Regions from separate parts of the Mus musculus genome. Here region 1 is linked to region 2. The links are chromatin loops, found by intact Hi-C in ENCODE. Cell type or tissue: left cerebral cortex. All regions are shown on one strand.

Region 1 (8,000 bases), 240 kb before region 2:
TCCAATTTTTACCTTGTTCTTTGTTTTATTTTACAAATGTTTATATTAATCATATATCATTTCCAGTATGTAAAGCCTTTGAAGTTATATGAGGTAGCATATATTGCAATTTACAGCTATAGCAATAGTGCATGTAGATATAAAACATGTACTTCAAATCTAGGCCTCAGAACTTCATATGTGCACATACAGGCACACAGTGTTGAATCACAACATAGTACGTTAATAAGACAGACCAATGAGGGCATTGGTACTACTTCTTCTAGAGATCATTTATTGTCCTCTTTTGTTCTCTCAACACATTTTAAGAATATTTACTATATTCCAAGTATTTTCTTGCCCCCAGAACTTTTTAATGAGTCAGAGAACGTCAAATGGGAAGCTGAAGGGAGAGGAGATAAAGCTTCCAGGAGCCAGGCCAGTTAGGAGCAATTTTGTATGAAATATAGATATTGAAACTTAACAAAACAGTCGATAATTTCTATCAATGAGCAAACTTGTAGTGTTTTATCAATACCCACGAGGAAGCGTGGCTGGGGAAATCTAATTTCAAACCTGGAAACATGAGGAGAGTGTTACAGATGTACTGCAGTTAATCTGGACATTGGCACTAACTACAGCACACTGACAGGATTTAAATATTCACAAGCTCATCATGGAGAAAATTTTACTCATTAAAAACAAGCAATGTTGTCAGGTGCTCTCCCTACAACATTTATTATAGAAAGATTTTAAAGAATAACAAAACCCCGGTCCTTTTTAATCTATAAATTGACTGACCATCTTCCTCCTATTTTCACATTTGCTACACTTAGGAAGCCTGCAGTGTCCTGATAAGTTGGCACACAATGGGCCCAATATTCTATACAACCAATTCCCTAGTTATGTTGTTTTGTTTTCTCGAAAGCCAGTTAAACAAAGTCCCTCTGAGCTCAGCATAATGGCATTGAGGCAGGGTCTTTAATATGCTATGACTAAGTGTGAAAGCCAACAGGGATAAAGAGGGCAAGGAAGATGGATGGCTGCTTTGCTTAGAATGACCTTCTGTGAGGACCAGTGGATTGACAGAGAGCTAAACTGCTAGTGTGATGAGGTCTTAGTATGGGAAGGTGGCTGCTGAGCAAATCGCTCCCTGACTACCATGACATTTAACTGATGTAACCCCATGAAGCTTGATATCAGAACGTCACTGGCATGTACATTTCAAGAAATTAAACAATGTGTGTGGGAAACAAGCCAACCAATAAAAAATAAACAAATAGAAAAAGCTTGCTCTGGCCCAAGAATCCCTAAGGAAGTCTCTGGTGACAGATAAGAATGGATTTGAAGTCACATTCTCAAGGTAAATTAGAACACAGTTTAAATCATTATCTGAAGATAAATGAGGGAGAGAGGGCTAGAATCCTCTATGAGTGTCCCTAAATATTCTATGTATCTACGCGATTGCTTTATTTTTGCGATGAACTATTAAAATCTTACTATATGCATGGAATGGTTTTCCAGGGATATATCATTTAAATCATCATTTCGTAAAATACATCACGAAACCTATTTATCAGGAACAAGGTCTAGAACCATTAGAGAAGGTAGCTTACAGAAAGGTAAATTGGGGCATTTTGTTGTAGCGTTTCTCAGAACTTTGAGCACACTAGCATGAGCTATTACAAAGAGAAACTGGATGAAGACACTCCTCATCTCATCTTACACCCACCCCCCCCCCACCTGAGCCTCTATTTTCACAGCATGAGACTAGTCTATTTCAAGAATGCATATTGTTACTCTATTCAAAATAGCCACAGATACTGAAGCAAATATTGACTTGGCACAAATGTTATGGAAATAACTAGCCATGTTTTAAAAGCTGGACTTAAGGCCCACTCTTTGAGATGAAAACCATCATAACAATGCTAAAGTGGCCAAGAATCTGAGGCTCAATAGTTCATGGGTCCTATGGGGCAAAGATACTATTATTCAGTCAAAGGAACACAATTAAATGCCTCTTAATGGCATATTGGCAAACCCTTAGCTAAGCGTCTCATTCTACCCTCATCAGAGATTCTTTTTCCTGCAGCGATTGCAATTAACATAGACCCACAAGTGGGCAATGGACAGAGAGTAAGGAACTTTGGAGCACTCAATCATAAATGGAATGTCTTTATCTAACCCCTCCTCAAGGCTCAGGCATCTAACTGGGAGGAAGAGAAGGTAAAAGATTGAAAACTCCAGAAGTGATCGCAAGAAAACAGTATCTTCTAGGCACAACAGGACTTACACACACGTGAACTCAGAGACTATGACGGAGTGCACAGGATGGTTTAAACCAGATAAGTTCCATCACTGAGAAGAGGATAGAGAGGCAAAAATCACCTCTAACAAAGCTTACTATGATTGATGCCTGCTGGGAAAGAGAAAATGGGTTTTCTCTAATGGCGTGTCACTGGCTGTATCAATGACTCTATTCGAAGGCCCGTGCTCATAAGTATGTGGGAAACACAAAACAGATTCCATGTTTTGTGTTTGTATGTAGGGGGGAGCAGGGACATTTTGTTTTATTTTTTGTCTTATTATTTTTTGTTTGTTTTTGTTCATTTTGACTTTTGTTGAGGTGTGCTACAAGCTACCAGAGGAGAAATGTAACGACCAATCCACCCAGCTGTGAACCCTGAAATCGGTAGTAACAATCTGCTTACCAAGACATGGCCACTGGTACAATAGTGGTGTGAATATCATGGACATAAAGAATCCCTTTTTGATTGGATTTAAGGTAAGTTAAAAACCCATTCCTGGCACTGTTGGACCAAGATCCTGAGGATAGACAGGTCAGAGAGGTAAGGTGGGAAAAGCTACTACTATTATTGTCCTAAATGGGTAAAGATTAAATCAAGTCCTGGTGACATTATTAGGTCTCTATACTGAGGCATCTCTCAGCTCTCATCAGAGAAACATCTTTTTGTGGCAGATGGCATCTAACACGGAGACTCACACTGGTTAAAGTACAGAGAATTAGAAACTAACTGTAATACTCAACTCTAGTAGGGCATCTATATTACAGCCTCTTTTTTCCAATGGGGATCACTGTGGAAGAGGTGAACAGACAGGTTATGAGAGCCAGAGTGGGTGGGAGACTACAAGAAAACTGTTTTCTGGACACAACTGGGCAGTTTCACAATGAACACACAGTAGTATGACAGCATGCAGAGGACCTGTAGGAGCCCAAGCCAGATAAAATTTCAGCATGGAAAGTGGAGGTGTGCACAAAGTCCCACCCATTTCTTGAGGTGCTACCTGCATTTGATAGCTACAGCTTTGTAGAGAGAGTATCGGTTTTCTTTATTGATGTATTTGGTAGATTAGCCACACTTTAGTGGAAGGATACATGCTCAAGAATATATAGACAGTGCATACTGAGTCTAATTAGGAAGAAGGAGTAGGAAGAGGAGTAGGAGGAAGAGGAGAAGGAGGAGGAGGAGGAGGAGGAGGAGCAGGAGGAGGAGGAGGAGAAGGAGGAGGAGGAGGAAGAGGAGGAGAAGGAAGAGGAGGAGGAGGAGGACAAGAAGAACAAAAAGAAAGAGAAGTTGTCGTCAGTGACTTAGGTGGATAACGAAGGGTGTGGATCTTGGAGGAATTGGGAAAGGGTGAATATTATCAAAATATACATCATGAAATTCTCAAAGAATTTATAAAACATTAAAACATAATAAAGGATTTATGCACAGGATTGTAAGTTCTTGGGAGGAAATAGTAGGAAAGAGTGAACTTGTCCTTCAGCAGTTTATGTTTGTGAACAAAACGTCAGAAAAGCAAGAGAAGCGTTTCCACATGCCATGGTATGCCTGTGAGCATGCAAGAAGCATTTCTCACAGAAAATTCTGGGCTATCTATAGTTAAGGTTTGGGCCATTAGAGGGCTCTGCAGGCTTAGTGGACTTCGGGTTTTCAGTTCCAATGACACAGCTGGGAAAGTGTTGCTGCTGAGGCGATTTTTCCATCAGATAGAATAGGTTGTGCTTCTTACATTTGCAGGATCTGGCCAGGATTAACGCAAGTGTTTTTCTTTCTCATTAAGTGCATTATAAAAATAGCCATCTGTGGCCATAAACAATCTTCTAAGTGTTGGATGACTCACTTAGCAAAACTCCAAGGCAACACTGAAAGGATCATTCTGCAGTAATGTAGGGGGAAATCGTTCACATAATTCTCAGCTTTCCAGTTTTCAATACTTGCTATCACTATTTCATTTCTCATCAAGAATTGGTTATCTTTCCTCTCTTATCCATTCATCTGTACATTGCCCAAAACATTTTATTACTCAGATTTTGCAATCCATTAGCTTATAGTATATGTCCCAATATATAGTCTGTTCAATGCATCTAATATCATAAGCACACAACATGCATGTGTCGAAAAATTCTCTATGAAACATTTGAGATTAGACTGTTTTAAGTGGGGCAGTTATAAATGGGCCATCATTTCACAGACTTGGATTGGCTGGACAGCTCCACAAACAGAAGCTGTTAATTCACCGTGGCAGCCAGTTTACCATCACTGATTTGGACCTTGTAGACTTCCAACTGATCAAAATAGTAGTTCTCAGAGTGAGGTCCCAACACTAAGGACTGCTGGAGGTATGTTAAAGTGACACACAAGCTGCTTGTAGCTGCAAAAGGACAAGCAACTGAGGAAATTGTTAAAGGACTGCAGAAAATGCAGTTTTTGCCTATTTAAAATAAAACTAGATTTTCCCCCCTACTCAATAACCCAAAATGACAAACAGAAATCTAAGTCCCATTTCACTTCTCTGTACATCTTGGTGTGAAACCAGGAACATTTGGTGAATTAGAAGCATTGTATTTCACACTCTGTGATCCAGCTATTGGAGGCTGGGTACCTCTCAGGTTAAAAAAAAAAAAAAAAGTGACACAACACATCACAAACAAAATAAATAAAGAAAAAATGAGCAAAACCAGAACTCCTCTTCTTTCTCCCTTTTAAATGAAAAGAAAACAGATTAGATGACAAGGAATGTCCCCCATCACCATATGTCTCTGGCAGGTAGTAATTGCCAATTCAGCTGACAGACTAACAAACGTGGCACATTTACATCAGTTACTGCAGGCTCCAGTAGGGCAGTTTCATGAGGTCCTACAGAAAGTGGTGCATAGCCCAGATGAGCAGCTCTACCTGTAAGCTCTGAGGCCTCCACCCTGAAGTTCTCCCTATCCTTCCTCTGGCTCACTGTTTTCTGTCTCTTCCACTCAACAGCAGCACGGAGAGTTAAGTACTTAAAGACTCTCCTGGCATCTGTAATTTTCGAAAGTACCTCATTTCTCCCTCTCCCCACCATGAGGGTCCTTGTAACCGAGCCAGAAAACTTCAAATAAAAACACTTAACAAGAAAGAATACTTCTGGACCTCATCTTTGCTTCAGACCTGCTCTGTGTGCCACCTTCCTGCCACTTAAGTAGTCTCGTCTCCTTTACAGGTGTCCTCAGCTAAGTACACAGGCTTCTGAGGACTAAAGTCCCTACTTGTGATGGAACTCGGAGGATGCTATTCATGGACACAGGTTAAAGCAACTGACCAAGGGCAAGTCATGCTAAAACGCCTTCAGTGCAAATGTTAATGTGGAAATAAAACTGGAAGACCATTCTGGCTAGTAGAAAAGGTGCCGACTGATAAAATCTACACATTAAAATTTAGCTAAGAGTCAGTACATCCAACCGGTATGATAGTCATGTTCAATGCTTTTGCAAAGACAATAGTGTGACGTAAAAATGACCAGGGAAATGAAGTTGCTACATTAAGACTGCATAACTACACACCTTGAATTTTAAAATGTGAAACTGATAAATGCTCAAGAGGGTGGTAGAAAAATTGAAAGAAAACAGGTCAGAGTGCACACAAGGTTATGTCACAGTGGTAGGATGACAGCGACTCCTATTCATTTTATATTTTTCAATATACTTTCTCATATATATATACATATGTATATTCAATAAATGTTAGAATTTTCAAATCCTATACACCTAGCATTTAATAATCTTTGATTACACAAAGCAATAAAGCAAGCACAAGTGACAAAGTTTTATTAATGGCTCAGATATCTAGTACTTTCTCTACAGCTGACCTGAGAGTCCCTCCCACCATGGCATCTATGGCATCTTGATAGTCACCCCAGCTGCCCTGACCACTCACCTGGGAAGGTGTTGTCACATTGATTTCTGGTACAAAGTTGTCCTCAAAGAAATTGATGATGTTCTCCTGTTTCAGTTCCTTTGTTGGGGTGACTTTAGGCAGAGGTGGGACAGGAGGCCCTTTCCTTGTCTAGGAAGCATCAAATAGAAACATGGTAGCCTTTGAGGAAGTGTCAGATAAGCCCAGCTATGGAAGAAGCCTGACATCTGTCTGAAACTGATCTAGACAGAGGTGCAAATGTACTTGATTCAAGTTAAGAATGCTGTCCACTTGGGTGCTTCTCTGAACACTGACAGGCAGTGGTCTAATTGGAAGAAGTCAGGTCACAAGATGAGAGTCCATTCGTCTCAATTTGAACACTGCCCAGACCTGCAGGACCTATGATGTCACCTGGAGGCCATTCTTCTCTCAGCCCAACTATCAGTGATTTCTCTCGTAAGAAAAATAATGGAATTTCAAAACAAAAATCAAGCCAGTTGTTTTTGTTTTGTTTTGTTTTGCTTTCTTGTTTTTTAGATTTGTTTGTTTGTTTGTTTCCCCCGATTGAATCAATGAGATCAATCAGAGACAGCTTCCACTTCACTTTCCACTCCAGGATTTTGAAACTTTCAAATCTACTACACATCTTCTTACAACTTTGCAGCTTCAGCCATATTCATGAAAGCTTATACTGGAGCATGAATATTAAATGTAGCTACAGAAATGTGTTCACACAATGCAAGGAAATAAAAAGCAGTATTTTTTTTGTTTGGTTTTGGTTTTGTTTTGTTTTGTTTTGTTTTGTTTTGTTTTGTTATCTTTAGTTCCCTTTGCCTGGTCCTTATAGTTTCTTTAAACTTGTCCCAGGCTGGTCACAATGCAGGTGATGGGACACCTCACAATACCCCAGTTCTGGGCAGTCATTGACTCCAGTGGAACACTGGAAAGGAGGTTCAGTTCAGGAGGAATGTAGAATAATTGGAACTTTGTAGATACGCTTTTTCTTATTCAAAGGTAATAGCTGCTCAGAGCACGGGGCATCCCAGGCAAAGGCTCCATCACTGAGTAGATTCCCCAGCCTCTGAAAGGCAGGAGCCTAGGAGCAAGGGAAGGTAAAGATGAATACAGTCCAGCAGAAGAAGGTGGGGATGGGGCTAGAAAAGCCAAAGGAATCAAACACTGAGTACAAGAGGAAAACACAAAAATTGAATAGCAAAGCAGACTGACGCCTCAATGGCAATAATAATATCCGTTGTCTTATGCCTTAGTCTCGCCATAGAAACTTTCTATAGTGCTTGGTCACCACAGGAGGATCCCAGAGAAAGTCACCTCCCATGAGTTTCCCCACACCCCCGGTATACGCATCATACCTGTGAAGGTGATCTGGGTCGCACTGGGGCAGGAGATGCAGGTGCTAATGTGTGGTTGGGACTAGCCGTGGGGCTGGGCAGGGGAGAAGGCTCCTCTGGAGGTGATGGTGTCTTTGCAATGCGAAGAGGACCCGAGTCACTGGATAGACACAGAGGATGGAGCAAGAAGCCTTCTGAGAAGCAGGGTTCCTAAAACCCAAGATTCTTTAGCCCAGAGGCATCCTGAAGCTTAATGTCACTGTTATTTCATCCCCCACGTCCAGCTTAATTCTAGTTGTTAGTAATAGTAATGGATGTTGGTAACTGGCAGCATGTATTGCTCCCTGTGAACCGGAACCAACCATGCATGGTCTCTCTGTTTCATGGTACCATGCAATATTGACCCCGCTTTAGATATGTAAAGAGTGGAGTGTAAATAGGTTAAAAACAAAGAAAAAAAGGCACTCAGTGTTTTACT
Region 2 (8,000 bases):
CTGTAGGTACTTTGGGATGAAAACTACAAATCTAATATGCCTCTAGTGGTCTTGGAGAAGTAGCCTAACTATGTATTGAAGGTGCAACCTTGAATATAGGGTTATCTAAAGGTTATGAGGCAGAGAATCAAAGCTATTTCAGATAGGACTGAGGCATTACTGAAGGGTAAGAAAGAAATCAAGCCAAAAAAATCAAGCAATAATTTAGTCCCTTTGTGGACATTCTATTGTGTGCATCAGACAAAATGGCAGCCTTTGGAAGGCAGCCAATGTTGTGAGCACTTTATGGAGGGACAGGGAATGACTCTTTCTTTTAGGTTCTGACTCCATTTTCACTTTGGTTAGCAAAGTTGGAGGGCTAGAAAGGGATAACCATTGGCAAAATTATAGCACAATCAAGAGCCCACTGTGTGCTAACTTGGTCAGAGGCTGCTGCACAAAACAGTCCTTCTTGCGCGCGCCCAACTGGCCAGGAAGAACGACGCTGCAACAGGATCCTTCTGCACACGTTTATTCAGTCCTGTTTCTTCTTGTTTATATCTCCCTTGTTTATATCTCCCCCGAACCCTGGGCCTCTCACTCTTTTATACTCTCAGTTCCCATTCACGCACAGCAGGCCACGCCACCTCACCAGGTACGCAGCTTCAGCTAATCAGGGCAGCAGGGGCATATCTCCATCAAAATGGATTCACCGGTATCCTGGTACACCTGCGCAGCTCTCAAGATGTTTGTGGCTTATATGAGGAAGTCAGGTGCTAATCATACGACTTAGCTGCGGTCCCTGGCGCCTTTGGGACTGCCGCCACACCTGCTCCTCACAAGTCCTCAGCTTTTCATCCTTTGATGAGATGGATTGTCAATGAAGCTGTGAGAAAAAAACAACGCTGTCGGAACATATAGGATATGAAGGGGTAAAAAGTCACACTGATGTACTTTGAGACTCCTGACTTCAAGTCTTAGCCTCTTTTCTTTGCTAAATGAGAGTAACTGAACTGATGTTGGAGGGTCGAGTATCATAGGAGATAGCACATGGAAAATGAAAGTGTCTGTAACAGAGCATTCTTAGTCTATAGTGAGGACAGAGCCTTGAACATGACCAATCAACAGCCCACAGAGCACCTACCTGACTGCTCCTACGGTCTTCATGATAGCTCTTGATAATCCTTTATGTTTCTTGTTATCACAGTGTCTCACGAATATTTAAAACATGGCAAACCCTTTACTTATATCTGGAGGGACAATGACCATGTGCAAAGCCTCCCTGAGTAAATATTAGGATATGCAGCGCCATGGAAATGTGCAAGCTGCTCAAATAGAATGTGGGCTCAGAAGAGGAAGGGGAAAAGTCCTGAAATTTTTAACCCAGGAAAACCCCACATTCTTGAAAACAGAAGTTTTAAGTGCAGCGAACTCCTCAACTTCAGATTCATAGTGCAGAAAACAGTTCCTCTCTTCATGCTACCAAGCTCCTTACCTCCTGGTTAAAAGGTCAGTATTTCCTTCCCATCTCTTGTCATGTTTCTCTGGGTGGGCATGCCTGCATATGAGGTCAGAAGTCAACACTGAGACAGATTCTCTCACTGAACCTGAAGCTCGCCATTTGGGCCAGACTTCTAGCCAGGGAGATGCTCAGATCCATGTGTTTCCACCCCAGCTATGCTGGGTACGCAGATTTGACTTGGGTCCTCATGCTGCTCCAACAAGCACAGTACCAACTGTGCCAGTCCCCATATCCTACCAGCTCATTTTCTTTTAACACCCTACAATGATGGCAGCCATATGCTATACAACTGAACAAAGAGGGAGGGGAGATGCTTGAAGTCCAGGCTCCAGAAGAATGGTGGGTTTGTTTGTTTTTCCTTGCTTGCTTTTAGCTTGCTTTGGGCCTCCATAGGCTGGGGCTTTAGCAGAGTTAGAGCCACATTATTCCCCTAGTCAGTAGATATACCTGAGTGTCTTGATGTATACTCCGAAGGCACTGGGAATAGGCAGAGTTAAAAATAACTACTGAACTAACAATACAGTAATTGTGACTAAATAAACTGGAATTAAATAAATTATTCCAATGGTTTAAATTCTCCAGAGTCTAAGCTGCAACGAAACCCCTTAACAAGACAGCTGGGCACAGGAGGAAAGACGCTGGAAGATATGCACAAGTTAGCTAGAGGTCAAAAGGTATAGTCCTCCTATGGTACTTATCACCATCTTCACCCTAAGATCAGTGAGGTGGTCCCCTAATCCTTAACTCACACCACTCATAACTAGGAAATGCTTTTGGAGAACCTATTTTAGAGCACGAGTTTTGACAAATGATTCAATCCTACAGTGGAACTCTTGGAAACAATGAGTTCCATGGAACACAGGAAGCCTGTATTGGGTGACAGCACCTCTGGGAAGTTAATCTCTCTTTGGGCTGTATAAGGGTCCTTTTCAGATACACAAGCCTGAGAAAAAACCCAGGGCTCAAACTCTACACGGGGCTAAACTTTGTGTCACTTTGAAATACCTTACATAGAGGTGGGAGTGGAAGAGAGATAAGGGGTGGGGAGGGCTAGCATGTCTTATAAAGTTCAAGACTGAGCAGCTAGCTATACAGGTGTTGGTGAAGTCACTGAAGTGCGTTGACACAAACTGTTCTCATGTAATAAAAGCACAGAGCTACTAGCCCCTACGACCTGAGATTCAACTTCCAATGTTGCCAGCCTAGAGACCAAAGCTTTAACCCATGGACCTTTGGGGGACACTTCCATATTCCACTTATATACACAGTGTCAAGCCAACTTGAAACAGAGCTTAGACCAAGCGTGATTTGCAGTGCTATTTGCTATCACACAACTGAACAAATGCCTACAACTGTGCAGTACATATTTTGAACAGAAATCTTAGTGTATGATTTTAAATAATTAAAACCTAAAACATTGTTACAGAAGTTATGTTAAAAAGAATTTCAAATTAGGATAACATTTACTAACTTCTTAACAGTACCTTGAGAATTTGGGGATGAGAAATGTGTGTTCTTGAGCTTTTTACGTTTAAATAGAAAGATATTTCAAGATATGCCCTCAACTACATATTTTGGTGGGGAAACTTACCATCAATGAACCAGAGAGAAAATATTGGTAATATTGGTAATACATCATTTTGGAAAGAGAGATCCAAGATGGATTGAGCCCAGGTGTGTGGTGTTGCAAGAAGGTCATATTGTATAGGGATACTGTATATATCTTAAAATACAGTCACAATTTGGAGTCAAGTTAGGACTACAAGAATCAAATCTTGAGTGGAATACATCACTACTTGTAACACATGCAAACATTCATGCTCATTTCTTCTTTAAGAAAACTAAGATATATATGAATTACTGACAACTCTGAGAACTAGCATTATTCGGAGCAAAAGTAATACATTAATGAAAATGGAAACAACAAAAAAGGAAGCTGACGTAGTAATCAGACGGGAGAGGCACATCAATACTCTGGTAGTAGAATGAAAGCAAGGGGCCTGAAGCGACCAAATTTATAAGCTGGCCAAAGATGTGGGTATTCAGACACACAGCAGATGGGCACAGGATCTGAGTACAGAAATAAGAGTAGCTGATTAATTCTGCTGTTTCTGATTGAATTTGCTCTTTCTCTAGGGATTTAGAGCTGCTTAGAGTAGAATGGAGACTGAGAGACCAACTACTTTTGGGGACAGCTCAATGTCATTTTCAGCACCCTGACAGATGGTTACCAATCTTAGCTTGAGCCATTCCATCCCTTTCAGGGTCTCTGGGACCCAAAGCTTCCTTATATTTAGATGACATTCCCTAACATAAGCCATCCTAGGCCAAGCCAGCTGGTGCACAGCTCGTACCTGCGCATCTCAGCAGCTATTCTGAAGTCACCTGGAAGAATCATTTTTCTCCTCTTTTATGTAACCAATTTCTAAATTTTGAAATTTCCCATTCTTCTCAGATTTTGTGACTTTACAGTATTATAGTGTCCAATCTGTCCGCTTGTTTCCTAAATGGCCTGTTTTTCACATTCTAGCCGTGTCCTGGCTACTTCTATTTTGTCAGATCTGTTTTTTAAAACACCTAAACCAAGTAAGTATTCTCACCTGCTAAATCAGGAGTGCTTCTCTCTGTAAATAGGGCAAATAATCTATTAAAATTATCACAGTTTTTTCTTTCTTTCTTTCTTTTTTCTTTTTTAGTAGACAGATGGTCCATATTTGTGGTCATGTGGTAGCAAGTTACTGTTGTATAACAAATGGCCCCAAAATTTAACAACTTAAACACTTATCATCATTGTTTCTGATTTAGGCATGTTTTGGGTGGGCTGTTCATTGTCATGTGTATGTTAGGGTGTTGGTTGGAACTCTAGGGCCTGAAGATTGATGGAAACTACATGACAGCTTCTAAGCCATTTTAAGAGTAAGAAAGCAGACCAGAGAAAAGTGTACATATCCATAGACATTGACAGACATAGATATATAGTGAGGATCAAGAGAGAAAGGGGTACGGTAGAGTAGTGCTATCCATCTACCCATCCACCCACCCACCCACCCATCCACCCATCCAGTCATTCATTCCCTCAGCATCTTCCAGATGTTTTGAGTCATTCCAGTAGAAGCACTAGGCACTAAGATGAACAAAAGGTTTCTCATCCATACTGACCCTACAGACCACAGGGTGCCATGACAAAGGGAAGGGGAATGAAGTTGGACATGAACTGAACTGGCATGGAGACACCTGATATAATCAAAGTTACATCACTTGATATACCTGGGCTTTCAGCTATAGCTCCCTTGCTCTTGGTAAGACAGAAACAAGGGCAGGGAGGCCACAGCAGGAAAGGAAAAGCAAATCTTTTAAGTTCCAAAATCTTTTTAAAAATTTAGTAAACAGCTGCCAGTAGATCCAGCTTTTGCAAACTCCAAACCCAAAATAATAATAATAATAATGATAATGATAATAATAATAATGTAAGAGTCAATTTTACTGCCCTAAAGATCCAAGAGCTCAAATGACCAGGCTGCAGGGCTAAGGCATCAGGGTGAATGCCCTACTTTCTATCCCAGGACCCAGCTTGTCAGTGGGAAAAGGGATAAGCTCTACCAGATGATAGATGCCAGCCTATTTTCTACTTTCTCTTAGAAGCAGCAATCTTTGAAAGCAAATGTCCATCTTCTTCTACCCATTTACATACATTCTTAGCAGTGTGATGGATAAAGATCAACCAAGTTACCATGTCTGTGTTTCTCATGGTGCCAGGGTTAGTGCACAGACTAATGGCTAGAGCCAGCTGGGACTGGATAACTGAGTGAACCAAGACTGCATCTGTTCCATAGACAATCATGAACTGGATAAAGGCAGACACGTGCGAAGCCTCTAGCCAGTGGTCCAAGGTCAGGGTGGCTGAGGACTGACTGGGCCAACTGGGTCATCAGTACAACAGCAGTGCATAGGTGAAGGGCACAGAAGTAAACTCGTAGCCACCATGCAGGAGTGACAGGCAGGAGGCTGTAGTTAACTGGCAATGCGTTATGAAGATCAAACCAAAGCCCGTGAGCCCTTGCACACACAGGACACAGGGAATCCTGAGAGTGCAGCTAGGTCATGCCATGTTTGCCTTCAGAACTCCCACGCTAGCTGAGTGCACAGGAAGAGCATGGGCAGGGGCTGACTCTGTGAGGATTGATTCAGACTGATTATCATTCTCTTGTCTTTCCTAGTGTCACACTGTTGTTCCTAGTCATGCTCGAATCTGTGCCACACAAGGAAAGTGTCTTTCCTCAGACTGTAGAAACCAGCCCTCAGCAGAATCAAGGCATACGAAGTAAAACTCAGTACAATTGAAATGTAGTATTAACACCCCAGGCCTTAATAACAAACCACAACTAACTGATTCAGTATTTAACATATAGAAATGCCTCCCCCATGTGTATGTGCCTACTCAGTATTCCTGACAGTTATTAAGAACTTTATGTGGAACTGGGGAACAGGTTAATATTTATACAACATGGTGACTCATACTGCTGCGTGCAGCCGCCCTCTGCTGGAAATGGGCAGTGGTTTCAGGGCAGCCACTGCAGCCAGGCTGTGTGGGTGGCTTGATGCTTCTAGAATCTTCCTACTGCTTGCTCTTCAGATCCACAGTGATTCTGTTACCCATGGAAACCTCGTAATCAATACCTTCCTCTTTCTATGTACTGAACAGAACAGCTCAGCTGAGTACTTCTGTAAAAAGATCTTCAGTGGGTCAGAGTAGGTGCCCTGAAGGCAGACTGTGACTGCCGGAGTTGAATCCAGCTGGTACACTGACCCCTGCCTTGACTTGTGGGGAGCTGCTGAGCCTTTGTCTTTCTTCATGGGCAAACGGCCAATCTACTAAGAAGCCTGCACACACAGCTGCAGGCTGGCTAAGGCTCATAAAAGCCCTGCATATCATAGTTACTCTACAAGGATTTGTTTTATAGGGTTTCTATATTGCAACAACCAAATAACTGACTGAGAGTGTCTGAAAAACTTTTCAATAATGAGCACCAGCAAGTAGGAAATCCTGGTTATAAACAAATAAAACAGTTGTCATTAAGTAACTTTGAATTTGGCTGATGCATACACGAGGCAGATTTCTTCAAGGACAAACATTTGTGTCTATAATCTCTGGTAAAAGTGGACCAACCTGGCTTCAGGCATGTTTTATTTATTTAAAAGATTTAAAATTATTTTATGTGTATCTGTGCGTTGGCTGGATGTATATCTGTGTACCACACACATGCATGTTGCCTACAGTGGCCAGAAGAGGGTTTCAGATCCCCTGAAACTAAGGTTACAGACAGGTATGAGTTACTATGTGGGTGTTAAGAACTGAACCCAGAACCTAGGAAAGAGCAGTCAGTGCTCCTAATCACTGAGACATGCTTTCGGCTCTTCAGGTGTTTTTCATGGGCTGGTCACACATTAGAGAGGCTGGGTAACTAGCATTTTGAATATTTTGTTGTATTTAAATGTTTATAAAGTGAGAAATAATGGAAAGGATTAATTACCCTTTAGTACAATTATCCACCAGTTTTTTAAAAAAGAAAGCATTACCCAGGGAGGCAGGGTGGTGCTCTTTGCTTGCACCACCATCTCGTCCTGGAGATCTTAATCGATTCTTGAAAAGGGAATGAACACCCTTTGCTATCTGCATCCTGGCTCAGTTATTAAGAATGAAGCAAGCTTACTCCCTCCTTTTCTGTACTTAGGGGTTATTGTCCAAATGTGGTTTAGGAATTGATGGAATTTGCCTCGGAAGTAAACTGTGGTGGACCTGGCACCACCCATCCTCCCCTTCAGGAGTTCCATTTAGTTTTTCTGGCCGTGCACCTGCTCCGAATAGCAAGGGAAGTGACAAAACTTACCAAGCCGAACCTTGACATCAAACTGGAAACATTAAGAACAACAAAAAGTCAAGGCAGTGAGGCACACTCCTGCCAACCCTTCCAGGCAGTGAGATACACCTTAAATCTATCCTTGGCCCTTCTTTGGAGAGTCTCACTTAACTCTGACAGGGTCCCTGGCTTCCTCCTACTTATCAACCACAGCTTGTCAGTGCCAAAACTCACCTCTATTCCTTAAAGAGCACTTGTCTGCTTGCAACACAATAAAGGATTCACAATGAGAAGGGCAACATTTATTCATTCAACAAATATTGATGACCTGATGGGGCAGATAACTGAGCTAGTCAGCGCGTAGGTAGCAAACATAAGGCTATAGTACCCCAGCTAATGGTCTTCCCACATGTCACTGAAGGAGTGTCAGTTCTCAGCATTTTACCTTTAATTTTAATTTTTACCTCTAAATGCGCTTTAGGAGGCTACCCACAGCTGATGACAAACAGTGTAGCCAGGCATGCCAGAACTGTTACCAGCAGAACTTTTGGCCGACTGTAGCTGGCAGTGTTCTCAGTAGTGCAGTTCATGCCTGGTGGGTGTAACTAGGGTATAACGAAGTCACTTTGAACTCTTTTGCT

Evidence for each region. Hi-C counts contacts between places; a loop is a spot of excess contacts. Peaks named below come from ENCODE experiments on the same cell type or tissue, not always from the same donor. Only the 100,000 strongest peaks of a DNase experiment are listed, where the experiment ranks them.
Region 1: it touches region 2 in a loop (3.0-fold over the local background); 12 of 42 quality-filtered maps call a loop at or near these places.

Annotation. Positions count from the first base shown.
Region 1 is chr13:19,102,554-19,110,553 of GRCm38, reverse strand. Amph (amphiphysin) reads right to left here. Exons shown (of 21, transcript NM_175007.2): 10 at 7,544-7,682; 11 at 6,195-6,323. Among named protein-coding and RNA genes, the nearest start is that of Gm31887, 87 kb to the left of the region's middle. In left cerebral cortex, a CTCF peak has its summit at 3,891 (motif pointing right); DNase peaks (open chromatin) are centred at 3,927, 5,280 and 7,622; H3K27ac peaks cover 731 bases.
Region 2 is chr13:18,866,451-18,874,450 of GRCm38, reverse strand. It overlaps Vps41 (VPS41 HOPS complex subunit), which reads right to left. Exons shown (of 29, transcript NM_172120.4): 29 at 7,640-8,000. Among named protein-coding and RNA genes, the nearest start is that of Amph, 78 kb to the left of the region's middle. In left cerebral cortex, a CTCF peak has its summit at 6,042 (motif pointing left); DNase peaks (open chromatin) are centred at 3,719, 5,764, 6,055, 6,347 and 1 more place.